Regions from separate parts of the Homo sapiens genome. Here region 2 is linked to region 1. Evidence: chromatin contacts called from ENCODE Hi-C or POLR2A ChIA-PET data. All regions are on one chromosome and are shown on one strand. Each heading gives the region's core, a stretch centred on a gene start or an enhancer-like site at or near the end of the contact. The rest is flanking DNA. Distances are from core to core; before and after follow the strand shown. Region 1 has its middle 130 kb from the start of SLC7A11-AS1. Region 2 overlaps LINC00616 (long intergenic non-protein coding RNA 616).

Region 1 (7,215 bases), core at 338-2,837:
GACTCCCAGTTTCAAAATTTAGGTCTGTCCCTCACTAGCTGTGTGAAGCTGTGTGACCTTGGACAGATTATGTGTCTCTGTGTGTTGATTTTCTCCTCTGTAATATGAAGATAATATTTATTCCTACCTTATAGTACTGATGTGAAGGTTAAAGGACAAAATATTTATACAGTGTGTACAATAGTGCCTTGCACATAGAAAAACTTGCTGTGTCCCTGTTAACTATTATTACTACTAGTGTTTTAGGCAGTAAGGTTTGGGGTCAGATTGTGTTCAAAGTCTTGCTTTAATACCCTCCAACCTTGTCATCTTGGTCAACTGATTCAAGTTTTAAAGCCTCAGATTTTTCTTCTTCTAAAATAAGGGGGACAGGAAGTGTTTAGTAAAAGTGTACCAACTAGTGTTAATGTTAAGCTATAACAGACAATTGAATTGGAATAACGTCTTGCTTAAGTTGAAATCTTGTTCACTTAAAGTTATTGTATTAGTAAATTTGACATTTAAACCTTAGTTCCTTTGACGTCAGTTGAAAATCTTTTTCATTTACTCTAATTAAAAATAGATTAACCTGCAATTCACATTAGGTATAAATGCTCAAGTTAAACAAATTAAAATAAATAGTAACTTAAATGTAAAGGAACTTCCTGTGAACTAGTTCAATCCAGAAAAAAAAATGCTATTTCTCTTTTCCTGTGAAATAAAGGTAAAAAATTTACTCTTGCTATTTTTAGCTTGCTTCTCAGGACTTTTGAAAACTATGGCTCTGTACATAATGTTATAGATTCTTTCCTTGTGTATATTCTTTTAAATGTAAATTATGTTAACTAATAACAGAAGGATTGAATTTTTAGCCATTTCAATTATTTTCCCCTTTGCCCTTTATTTTAATATCACATTTCTCTGGCATCCTCATTGCAACTCGTAGCATTTACCATGATAGGACATGTCATCTGGCACTTATTTCTCCCACGCTTCATAATGCTGACTCAAACAAAGGTTTTAAACAAAGCCAACTCATTATTACTAGTAATCTTATCATGCCATTATGTTTAAGCCATTTTCCTTTACTCCATACTGAATGAAATCAATATTCTAGTGTGAAATACTAATATATATATATTAGCCAAAGTTATCACAGCATGTTCAAAAGTGTAGTTTAGAAGCTAACAATATCAGCTATGCTGTTGCCTTTGCATAAGGTTTCAGTGTTTTACTGGTTGATGCAAAGGAAGTGTATTCTAATACACTGTGAGTCAAGTAGTCAAAACATTTGGATCTGGATCAGAGACAAACCACCATAAATCAAGCAGACTCTTCACTTATGAACAAGGCACACTAACATGACTGTTTCTTTAACAGCGGTTGCTCAAAGCAGAAAAAAATTTCCTCCTGCACTGATTTACAATGGACAATTTTCTGTTCCTCCAACTTTTGAACATCCTTATTTTGGAGAATTTCCACCTTTATGATTTGAGCTTCTCCAAGATAGAATCCACAAGACTTAATTTCTTCATCTTTGGTGCTCAGGCTCAATGAATGAGATCACTAACACAAGACCTCAATTCAAAATTGAGCAACAGGAAGGAGAATCTATCTGCACAGAACCCATTTTGCTTGAGGGCAGTGGCAGAAGCAGCTGGATTTCTGAATGGCAGAGGTTGCAAAATTACATTTCTGGGTCTGAAATGATTCCAGTAGGGGTGATAGTAAATTGGAGTTCCTGGCAGGAGGGTGTGGAGGGTGGGAGTAGTGCCAGTTTAGTCAGCAAGCCAGCTCTTGGCATAGTTCTGGGCAGTGTTCCTGGAAGCTGAATCTTGAGCCTGGTTCTTTAGCACCCTAGCATTCCATGAGTTACCCATTTTTGTTATTGTTAATAAACACCTTTTCTGCTTCATTAGTCAGAGTCAGTTTCTGCTACCTGCAACAAGAATCTCTATAAATATCATAACACAGCAGTCTGTGTACAGCTCCAAATGTTATCAAGCCTAGTTGGAATTGTATCCAGAGTGGAAGAAAAAGAATACAGAAATTAAATTATAAAACTATTATTTTCAAGTACAAATGATTACCAGGAGTGGTCTTAAGTGCTTACCATACATTATCTCATTTAATTTTCACAAGTGCTTGATGAGGAATATAGTATCCCCATGAAGCCAGTGCATAAACTGAGGCAGAGATTAACTAACTTGCCAAAGATCTTAGTGCTATTGATCACCAGAGCCCTATGATAGAAGTAGATCTAGTTTACCAGTATTCTTGCTTAAGGGTCACTGAAATTATTTCATATTTCTGGTAAGTTTCAAGTAATAAAGTAATGGAATTATCTTGCCATTGTTATCCATATGACTCTATTTCCAGGTGGCTGGAATAAAAATAAGAGCACTGGCAAGCGCTTTGCCCTTTTCTGGCACTTTATCCCATGCTTATCTAGGGATTCTCTCCAGTGTAAACCCTATATCTGTACTAGATTCTAGTACAGATATAGGTCTAGGGTTCTCTCCAGTGTAAAACCTATATCTGTACTTGAGCACATTAAGCGTCGACTTTCAACCATGACTGGATAAATAGGTTCCTCTTCCCTTAGAAGTCAACATAAAGTCAGAGTAATCCTGGTTCTTTTCTTGTCAGTTACTGAGAACACTTAGATAATATAAACATTTTTATACGGGCCCTTGTTAGAAGGAATAAAGCAACTTGAAATAGGAAAGCTGCTCAAAATCTATAATGAAAAAATATTGGAAAATTCTATCGAAATTGACAAGGTAGTTCCCAAAGGTATAATAAATGGTGGTAACTGTTTATCATCTCTAAGAATACATGGCCACAAAATCAAAAGTTCTATGAGATATTTTAAAAATAAAACCAACTTTAAAAGTATATACAAATTTTTTTTAAAGTCAAATCATTCACAGAACATCAATATTTCCGGAAAAATCTCTTCAAAGAAACCCGAACAATGTGTTTCTTCCCCAAGGATAAGTCCACAATATTGTAGAAAGGAATTACTGAAGAAGACACTTTAAAAATCCAAGTAAAGCATTAAGTGAACAAAAGGGAATGTATGTGTGAAAAATATTTGATTTAATAGACATATAGCCTACACCCATTACCAAGCAGGATTTCTCTTGTGAGTCACTTAGCAGACCTCAGTCCCATCATAAACAGTCTATGTCATATGGACTGTATCTCTAAATAAAAATTAGATGTTCAAACACAAAGTTTTCCTTTGGTGCTAAGTCTCCCTTGCTGTGACTTAATTTCATCCCAGTTAAAAAAAATTTACATAAGTGACAAAAACAAATACTTGCCTTAGTGGTTCTGTTTGTATCAAATTAAATCCCAATAGCTCATTACTCTACTTATATAGAATTATCCTGTTAGAATTATCCTGCTTTGCTCATCTCTCCCTACAAATTCTCATTATGTTGAAGTTATAGATTTAAAGATAAATGCCACCTGTAAAACATCCATTGTTTTCAAGTTATAGATTTAAAGATGTTTCATTTCAAAATATTATTGTGTCCAAATATCTCATGTTTTCTTGTGTGTCTTTTATGTCATTCAGTAGCTCTATAATTTTCTTTATTTAACTCTGCCGCATATCCATTATTAACTGCATTCCTGAGTATTTCTTTCCCTTCCTTCTGTTCTCCCCTTTCTCTCTCCTATGACCTCAAAGACTGTCAATTTTCACTTGTCCCATTCCTTTGTTCAGTCATTAATTCGTACAGGGCTGAATTGAGTGTTAAGTTCTTTACTTCTGTTTTTGTTTTCTACATTGCATTGATGTGTTTGGTACCATTCCCATATCTTTAAATGCTAATAGTTTTATTTTCCACTGTTTTTGCCTCTCTGTATATTTTGATCAGTTCCTGGGAAGATGGAAGGTGTAAGTCTGCTCTTACTATCATTTCTAAACCTCAAAGGAGCAGAGACTTCTGTGATTTTCACTCATTGCCATATTTTCAGTGACAAGAAGAGTGACTTTATTATCCCAAGTAAACTGGTTCTTTCTACTTGACAGAGGATGGTTTTGCTGTAATCTGTGCTCATAGAACTTGGAATCAAAAAACAGAACTGGCATGAGTTCTAATTCCTCAACTTATAAGATGAGAACAAAAGCATCCTGCTACTTCACATGGTAGCTTAAAGGAACAATCTACATATATATGTGATAATGCTTTTTAAACTGTGAATTTTTTTATCATTATTCTTTTACTCATGTGGCTCTTTTCATTAGTTTATATTTCTTCTGCCTTAGTATATGAACTCATTTTCATTTCTTTTTGTCAACTGTTTTTCTTTTTCTTCTCTCACATTACCATAAGCTTTCATCTGCTGAAATAGTATTTCTGGAAATTAAAATTGATAGATTTTTAAAAAGGTTTTTATTTGCCAATAAAAATGTGTCTCTTGGGCTATCTATTTCTTGCTGATCAAAACCCACTACTCCCTTCATTGCCGTACCACGGATTGTCTTCAAAGATAGACCCCTGGTGTTTTATACACTGTTGATCTTGGTTAATCCAAGCTTTTAAAATATGTGATTTAGGAAAATGGTATTCAAATTTGAACCAAGTAAAATTTTATTAATGTGTAGGAAACGTATTTTCTTCTCATTCAATTTCTAATTAAATAAAACTTCACATTTGAAGAAAGACAAATCACATTTGGTTCTTGCTGCTTAAATTCCTGCAAAAATAATCCCTGCACTAGCTTTTCAGAGATACAAGTCTGTACCTGATCTTATTCTTATGAATATTGTCTTTCCTTAATTATGTCAAGGAAAGACAAGATTGTACCATTTACTCATTTTAATGTTTTAATTTTAATTTTAGTATTCACAGATGATTCTTTTATATTGTACAAAGGAAAATGAAAACTAAATTGGAATCATTCTCATTTTTGTCAGTCTCAAAATGAAAAATGTCCTTGAAATAAAATATGTTGTAAAAGTAAACCAATTTTTAACAGCAGAAAATTTTAAAATACTAAGTTAAAGTAGGGGACTGTTATGGACTGTCAAAAAAACTTGAGAGATGTAATTAAATTAAATTATGGTGGACCCTAAACCTTGACCAGTGATCCTAATCCTGATCTACCTGGGTAGCTCAAGGCAGAACCAGCTTTTTGGTGCAAATTGTGCTCCAAATCTTCCATGGGACAAGTCTGAAGCTTTCCTCCAGCAGAGACCACATCCTTGCTTGGCCTTTTTCCCTGCCCTGGCTTCTCACGTATGCTGTTTTTCCTGACAGCATGACCTCAATAACTTCACTGGTGCAAGACTTCAGACTCTGCTCTGCTCAGGTTCTGCTCCTGGGGAAACTGGCCTCAAGCAGTTGGTAACAAAAGTGATCAGAGGAAGCCAACTCTAATTGTGGGAGCCTCAAGTTCTATCACTCATCAGTCAAATGGCATTGCAAACTCATTGGGTGGTAGATAGAGAATTGATGGTCTCTAGCATAGAGCAGCTCTGAGATTTGCTGGTGCCCCACTTCACGATCTTCACTCCTTTTCATTGGGTGAACTGTGACAGGATATAAGTAAAAGGGAACACATGAGTTGGTGCAATGATATAAGAGAAATACTAACCATAAGTACTGTGAAATTAGGTGGCTACTAAATTTACAGTACTTAACGATTACTGTGCCCCAAAGTGCCCTGTTACATTGAGAGAAATAACAGCATTCTATTTAAAAACAAAAACAAAACGTTTTAAGCAAATTATGTGTCAGAGAACCTACTTGGCAGCATTTGAAAAGTCGACCACTCAACTGCCAATTAAGGGCATTCAGCAATAAAATCCAGGAATAGCTCCTAATTGTAAAAGAGTGAGAAAAGCAGAAGTTCAAAGAAGGTTGAATTCTTACTCTAGCCAAGTATTCTATGCCAAAGTCACAGCCCTAATAGGCAAAATGTAGGAACTCTGAGACTTTGGATGGACCTATCTGGGACAGATGCCCTGAGTGTTTGAACTTTCAGATTTCCCTGAACCATATATGACTACAAAAGTAGCCCACTTCCCTTTGTTTGAAGATGGAGAGCCCCCTTTACTCAAAGACCATGCAGAGCTTCCAATTGTGGCAGATATTCTATAGGTACCCTATATAACAATGCTTGCTCCTCTTAGGGTCTGCTTCCGCCTCTATTCCTGGCCACCAGACCCATAATCCAGGATGCTGGATCAAGAGAGAAAGAATATAAAACTAGATAAGAGAGACTGTGTCAATATGGGCGCACTTACCATGGTACAAGATTTAACATCCTGGTGAAGACTTGAGAACATGAGCCTAACACACTGCTGAGTATGGCTTTTAGAAGTTTAAGAAAACTGATTGCCCAGATTAAATGAAGTAGAGATGCCAGAATTGTCAATGCAGACTATAAAAGAAACAGTTTAAAAACTCAGAGCATTGGGCATTCTAGAATGGTTCTACTCTGTAAAAATGAACAAAGCAATAACTGACTATGTTTTTTGGAAGGATCTGGATCACACTCCATTTAATATGGAGTATGAAGGGGCTCTAGCATTGGTTGAGAAGCTCAGCAATGGGTGTCCTCTGCAAACTGGGACTGATGGTAGGAGATGCTGTTAAAGAACAGGGATCCCAAGTAGAGATGGGATGATAGTATCCCCAAAACAGAAGTAATTGTAGTTGTTGTAATGAGCAGTAAGGTTAGAATAGCAACTAGGAAAGATTGATCTGCAAAACTCTATTGTCATGGCTAGTAGAACATGACTTTCTTAGGGGAATATTAGATGGGAGGTCAACAAAAGTATTTCTTAATATATGTAATCAAAGGAAATCAAGTGTAAATCAAAGAGAATGACCAAGGTTAGCCTCAATCGTTTTAAGAGGTTTATTGGCCAATGTTAAGGATGCATCTGAGGAAAAGAACACAGAACCACAGGAAAAATCTGTGGTCCATCTTTTCTCCGAAGAGGGTCTGGAGACTTCAATACTTAAAGGGAAAAGAGCCAGTACTGGGGGAAAGAAGAAGAAAGGAAAAAAAAAAGGGAGGGTAGACACAAGAGGCAAGCAGTTGCAGTTGCATTCTTTTGAGTCTTTGATCAGTGTTCACAGCATATACATTTTACATGTGAGAGGGGTGGAGGAATACTCACTTATGCATTCATCTAGTACTCAGCGAATCTGCATTTTAAAATAAGATAAAAATAAACAGAGCAGAGGAAGCGGTCAGACTTGCATTTGT
Region 2 (6,887 bases), core at 3,738-6,237, 75 kb after region 1:
CCTTTCATTCTGTACTGTCTTTCTCACTTACAGTGCAAGCTGGTGGCTGATAGTGTTTCTGATGATATAATTCTCCCAAAAAAACTCTCCGGCCTTTTGTGAATCTGAGTTTTATTCTGTCAGTCAAAAGCTACACCCACAAATCCTTGAAGGGTACTAGCTTTCTATTTAATTTAACAATCCTATATCAATATTATGTCTTTCAGGGACTATAAATACTTCTGTCTTATCTATAAATTTATGAATCAGTTTTACAATCCTATTGTTTTCATCATTAATTAAATAAATTGTTGACTCATCCTCTCTCAACTTGTAAAAGAATCAAGTCTTTAAATGTTTTGAAAATTATATTTTGAGGATAGATTAAGTCTGAGAAAACAATAAGATTTCTATCATCAACATAATTTTGTTGGTGATGATGATGGCATATCTTTTTATTTTGAAATTATGTTTCAATAAAGTTTATAAATGATGAATAGAAATGAATGTCAGTAGAAGACAATAGGATACATAATCTGCCTTAGACAATGGGACCTCTAGGATAAATAATCTGCCTTAAGTAAGCAGGTAACTGGCTGGCTAAGCAGGTTTTTTCTTTCTCTTCACAAAATATCATAAAATTGCTCAGTTAAAAAAAAGTTGATAGACCTTGTTATTAGAACAGTACAGCTGGCTGGAACTTTTTGCTGGAACCTTTAAATATTTAAATATTCCATTTATTGGACTGTATAGTGAAGAATTCAAGTCTCCATGGGAGGTATTAAAGATTAATACAATTTTTTTTTGCTCTGTGTAATTTAAATTTCATATTAAGGAGAAACCTTGTCATCTTCTTATTTAATCAAGAAGGCCATTAATTGAGGATCAAGTAGATGAATTAGCTAACTTACTTATCTGGAGAGAGACCATAGTAAGAAATGAGAAATCAAATATCATCACTTCCAGACTGACAGAAGCCCCTCTTGTATTTCAGATATGCAGAGCATACAAAGACTAGAATAAACTTTGATTTTCTACAAGTGTAGGTAATATCCAAAAAAAAAAAAAAAAACCCACGGTAGGCTCAATTTTATGGCATTTTCTGTGCATTGGAACAATTTCAGCAAAAACTCAGGCTCTCAAGCTCAATGACAATCAATGATACTGAAAAAAAGTCACATATTATGAAATTCACTTTGGCAAACAGTAATCTGATAAAACAGAAATCTCTAAAAGAGAAAGCTTTTTGTAGAACTAATTCTTACCTTAATTTTATTATATAGGGATAAAGGTGCCATCATCTACAGTTTAAGTAACTTATATAACCATTTTATCTTCAGACTACTTTCTAAAAAGTTTACTTGAGAAATTCAGAAAAATTTAAACACATCAACTGTTTCTGATATCCTTTATGCTTGCTTGCCCTTCAGTCATGTTCCAACTCCAGAGTGTGCATAGCCTTTAATCCAGTGTAATAAATCATGAAATGATTTTTTCTCAGCAAGACAAAAGGGACATTACTTGAAATGTTAGCATGGCATTGGAATAGTGGGGAAGGCTGATGCAATTATCCAGAAGGTCTGTTTATTCCTTCTTCATTCCTCTGTACCTGAGGAAAAACATTATTATTCAGCACAGTTAGCTCTAGCATTGCATCAAGAGTGAGATTAGAAAATACTGATTTATAAGGAGAATTGTAGCTGGAATATGAAATTCAGATAAACAAAATGACTTAAAGCAAAATGACTTTTAAATTTTTTGTCATGCTACTCTAGTCTGTTTCTTGCTATCTATGCTTAAGTTATCTAATAATTAATATTAAGAGTTCTGCTATTTATATCTATATCAACTCCCACCCCAAATATATAACTTTATATTCAGTTGCTGTTTCATCTTTGAAGCAAGAGAATTCTAATATGTAGGCAAACAAATCATGCTGTCGCATGACAAATGTGCCATAGAACATTAGGCCCCACGTCCTGGGAGGGAAATAAATAGCCTTTGAAGGGTACAGTGTTCTTATAGTCTAAAGCAAATACTGAGAGGTGGAGGTCCTTATCTAGATTTTTACCTTCTCTTTCCTTTTTTTTTTTTTTTTTGTGGTTGTTGTTGTTGTTTGAGACAGAGTCTCGCTCTGTTGCCCAGGCTGGAGTGCAGTGGCATGATCTCGGCTCACTGCAACCTCCACCCCCCAGGTTCAAGCGATTCTCCTGCCTCAGCCTCCTGAGTAGCTGGGATTACAGGCATGTGCCACCACGCCCGGCTAATTTTTGTATTTTTAGTAGACAGGGTTTCACTGTGTTGATCAGGCTGGTCTCAAACTCCTGACCTCGTGATCCACCCACCTCACCCTCCCAAAGTGCTGGGATTACAGACGTGAGCCACCGCACCCGGCCTACCTTTTCAATATAAGTAAAGTTTACTGGGCTTCCTTGAAACACATACATTCAAATTTCTTGATTTCATTTATTTTGTAAAAGTATACCAGTCAAATAAAATACTACAGATTGGAATCCATGTGAGCAGAATGCAATACAAATCTTGCTGCTACAAGGGTGCACTCCTTTGCACACGTGCTCTTGGACCTTTCCTGTCTTTCAGATCACATGTTTTGAGATGCAGAATAATTTATTAGTTAGCAGAGCAATGCCATATTACCAATATGACTGATTTGAATTGAAAAATCAAAGTATTTTGTATTGCCCTTAAAGTAATCTGTTGAAAGAGACAGACGGTAAAACAGGTGTAGGGGCTCATACAATAGACATATGCAGACTTTCTCTGCACACTAATTACAACACAAAATGCCAACGAGCGAAAAATAAAAAAAAAATGAACAAGGATTTAAAATACCTGAGGAGCATTTTAGAAATTATAGTATTTAATCCTGGTAAGCAGGAAGCTGTAATCAGTCTATTTTACTATATACTTAAGCAGGGTAATAACCATTGTGAGCCATTTGATTCTCCAGACAAATGATAATTCCTCTAGTACATCTTCTAATCCTTTTTGATAAGATGATCCCCAAGTTCTTTAAAGTATATTTTCTTTTTATAAAGGAGACCTGGATTAGAGTCACGGATTCCTAGCTTCAACTAGGCCAACTTTCCTCCCACAGAAGGAGGGACAAATTTAAAACATTCTTTTTAAGGTGTATTATAACTAGTCGACTTAACGTTATTCAGAAATGTTCAGAATTATATACAGAGTGGTGATATTTTTAATAAAAATAGCGTATGTTACAATTTTAAAGTTCATCTGTGAAATCGATAGTTATGAAATGTTTTTCATCATATTTCAAATTTTGACCATTAAACTTTCCTATCAAGAACTACATATAAAAGCTCTCTTACGTTTAAGCTGTTTTTAAAAGTAAACATTGGGCCAAGCGTGGTAGCTCACGCCTGTGATCCCAGGACTTTGGGAGGCTGAGGCGGGAGGATCACGAGGTCAGGAGATCAAGACCATCCTGGCTAACATGGTGAAACCCCGTCTCTACTAAAAATACAAAAAATTAGTTGGGCGTGGTGGCACGCGCCTATAGTCTCAGCTACTTGGGAGGCTGAGGCAGGAGAATCGCTTGAACCTAGGAGGCAGAGGTTGTGGTGACCTGAGATAGCGCCACTGCACTCCAGCCTGGGTGACAGAGCAAGACTCCATCTCAAAAAAAAAAAAGTAAACATTGATAAACCAGGAGTTAAAAAAAGCAAATTTCCTTGCAATAAAAGTATGATAAAATGTCACTAAAATACCATAAATTAAATTTGTATATTATTAATTATAGTTTTCAAGCTAGAATTAGTAAGAACACTGGTACCTATTTTTGAATCTTAATGAGATACCCAGCAAAGTGCCAAGGTTATTCTTTGGTAAATATGAACAAGATATGAAATATGAAAGCACCTGAATTTAAGATAAATAAACCTTAGAGGTCACTGGGTCGAGCCTCTTTAATTTGCACAGGAAGTTTAAACTGGGAAAGACATAGATATTTAAATATCCAGGCATTTAAATATTTAAATATCCAGGCATTTTCCCAGCACTGGTAATAAAGGCCAAACCCCTCAATGATGAATATATGTTGCAAGTCGTTTTGATCTGATAGCAAACATGCTGATTCATATTTTCTATTGACTAATCGACATGACATTGCATTACATACTAATCTAAAGGAAAGGCATTCTGAATCACCTCCTTTGTACAGGAGCAAATCTGGACTTGCAAGGAGATTTGCAAATATGAGCTAGTGCTAACACTGCTAAATCTAGTACCTAGGAAGTTAGGAATGAAGAGCAGACAGATCTTGTCCCTGCCTTGTTAACACTGAAATATCAAAGCAAGTCCTCAAGGATCTTACTTGCATTAAGGGCCTTTTGGTCTTGTGATGGGGAGGAAACTGAGGCAGAGCCTTCTGAACTGGAAATGGGAACTCAAAGTATGATGATTAGGGTCCCATGATAAAAGAGGGTTAAAACATCTTTAGTTCTTCAGAAATATGCTCTAGGGCTATAGGAAATGTTCCCACAGTTAGATGGAAGTGAGAGGGCACTATAAGGATCTAGAGGAAGGTAAAGTAAATAGCATTTATTTAGAACTTACTACATGTCAGACACTAAGCTAGATTGCTTGCATTAAAATATTTTCTCGACTCCTCGAAATTCTATGAAGTAGATATTTTTCTCTGAATGTGTGAGTTCCTTTGAGAAGACCACACATAGAATACATACGTTTATTAGTGGGTAGGAAAGATTTCTACTCCAACCCTAACGGAGCCCAAATCAGCTATGGTTATAGAATAGTGATAAAATGCACTTTCCAGAGCCAGACTAGCTGGGTCCAATGCTGGCAGGCCAGCTGAATGATAGAGAGAAGTCACTTCCTGTAAGCATTAGTTTTATCTGCTGTAAGACAGAACTGATAGAGTGTTTGTGGAAGTGAAACCAGGTAATGTGGGTGCAGATCTTAGCCCAGTGCCAGGCATCCAGTGAGATCTCAGCCCCCAGATCTTGCTTGTATTATACATCTTTCCAGCAGATGGAGCAATAAACCTATAAAAGCAGGGTTCTTGAGGGACCCAAAGGCCCAATCTCCTCAGAGGGACAATGGGAAATGTTACAACTTAGGGAAACACTGTTTCCTCTTGGAGAAAGCATTATGATGGCTCATAGCAAACAGTTTGGTTTGGAGCCAACTTCAGAAGACCCAGAAAACCAGTACAAGATCTGGGGACCTCAGAAATCTGTAAGAGGAACACTGATATATGGAAGGCCAGCAACCCTGACACTGGGGACCAAAATAGCCAGTGTTGAGTCAGCCGAGTAGGGCTGCCTGCAACATTTTCTCAGCTCATCACAAACTTCCCAATGTGGAGGAAACTGAACTCCTGAGGCAAGATGGGGGAATAATAATGATAACAGCTAGCACAAATGTTATCATCTCAGAATAGTGTCCTAAGTTAGAAGGAAACTGAGTGGTTAAGTAGCCTTCCCAAGGTCTCAAAGTTAAAAGTGATGAAGCTGAGAGTCTTACTCATTATGGGTTTCTATGGAGGTCCAGAGACACCATCTTAGCTCCCTGGTGCTCTCCTGTGTCCCAGTGAAAGAGTGTCTTAGTCTCCCCAGGGGTCATGGCTTTGAAAAGGAGAGTGTGACACGGAAGAGGAATCTTGTTTTTATAATTTTCTGTCTCAAGTTTCTTCAGGGTCCCTCTACAATAAAGGTACAGAAGATTATTCTCTATATACCCCAACCTCTTTGTCCTTCTCCAGCCTCACCCCAAAAGTGTTTTTGTTTGTTGTTTTTGTATAATTGTGCTTCAGAGTTATGTTTAGAAAGTTCTTCAATGGAAACAAAAAAACAAAAAAGATTTGTTGATGTTTGTATCATTGAGTTTCAGTGAAAGAAGCGGAAGCACTAAGAGATATATACATACATAATAATTTTTAACAGATAGTTGACTTCTCAGAATTGTGAGGCGGGCTTAGTAGTGTCTGTAAACGGTCGCCTTTATGTCTTGTCAGAGATGTTGGAACCAGAGCAATTCCATCTTGAATAGATGCTAGGTAAAATAAGGCTGAGACCTACTGTGCTGCGTTCCCAGGAGGTTAGGTATTCTTAGTTACAGGATGAGATAGGAGGTTGGCACAAGATACAGGTCATAAAGACCTTGCTGATGAAACAGTTTGCAGTAAAGAAGCTGGCCGAAACCCACCAAAACCAAGATGGTGATGAAAGTGACCTCTGGTCATCCTCACTGCTCATTATACTCTAATTATAATTCATTTGCTTACCAAAAGGCACTCCCACCAGTGCCATGACAGTTTACAAATGCCATGGCAATATCAGGAAGTTATCCTATATAGTCTAAAAACTGGAGAGACCCTCAATTCCGGGGTAAAAGGGTAAAGATTTTACCCCTTTCCTGGGAAAGCTCATCAATAATTCATCCCTCGTCTAGCATATAATCAATAAATAACTACAATTATACCAATCCAGCAGCCCATACCACTGCTCTGACTATGGAGTAGCCATTCTTTTATGCCTTTACTTTCTTAATAAACTTGCTTTCACTTTGCACTGTGAAATCGCCCTGAGTTCTTTCTTGCACGAGATCCGAGAACCTTCTCTGGGGGTCTGGATCAGGACCCCTTTCCTGTAAGAGTCTGATGCTGGAGCTCAAATTCTATAGGTCAGACAATCAGGATGGGAAAGTGGATGTGAAGTAAGACACAGAAAGAAAACACTGGAACCCACAAATACAAGCCTTTGAACCTGGTAGAATGGGTGTCTAAAAAAAGCTGGGACATTTATTCAACACACACACCTGCCTGGAAGTCAGAAAAACTAAATGCTTTCAAAGAAATGTGGAACAGTTGCAGGCCTGGCTGCTGCCTCACAACAATAAAGTGA

What was found. Hi-C counts contacts between places; a loop is a spot of excess contacts on that map. ChIA-PET counts read pairs that join two places held with the same protein, here RNA polymerase II (POLR2A). Pooled maps may share reads with other maps.
Region 2: a loop to region 1 is called in a map of mammary epithelial cell, with 5 times the contacts of the local background. The contact joins two enhancer-like sites. A Hi-C loop is called at or near these places in 2 of 168 maps with a recorded cell type or tissue (MCF 10A and mammary epithelial cell) and 1 of 50 pooled maps. POLR2A ChIA-PET finds 5 or more read pairs at or near these places in 1 of 52 experiments (MCF 10A).

The regions. Positions count from the first base shown.
Region 1 is chr4:137,959,589-137,966,803 of GRCh38, forward strand. No RefSeq gene overlaps it. Among named protein-coding and RNA genes, the nearest start is that of SLC7A11-AS1, 130 kb to the right of the region's middle. Within about 2 kb of position 1,588, at least 3 of the 41 ENCODE cell types and tissues checked have a DNase peak (open chromatin) inside an H3K27ac peak, as active enhancers do; they include mammary epithelial cell, where a contact is called at or near this core.
Region 2 is chr4:138,030,929-138,037,815 of GRCh38, forward strand. It overlaps LINC00616 (long intergenic non-protein coding RNA 616), which reads right to left. Exons shown (of 11, transcript NR_037866.1): 9 at 1,245-1,588. The region is part of intron 3 of LOC105377447 (a long non-coding RNA gene); the gene reads left to right. Among named protein-coding and RNA genes, the nearest start is that of SLC7A11-AS1, 55 kb to the right of the region's middle. Within about 2 kb of position 4,988, at least 2 of the 41 ENCODE cell types and tissues checked have a DNase peak (open chromatin) inside an H3K27ac peak, as active enhancers do; they include mammary epithelial cell, where a contact is called at or near this core.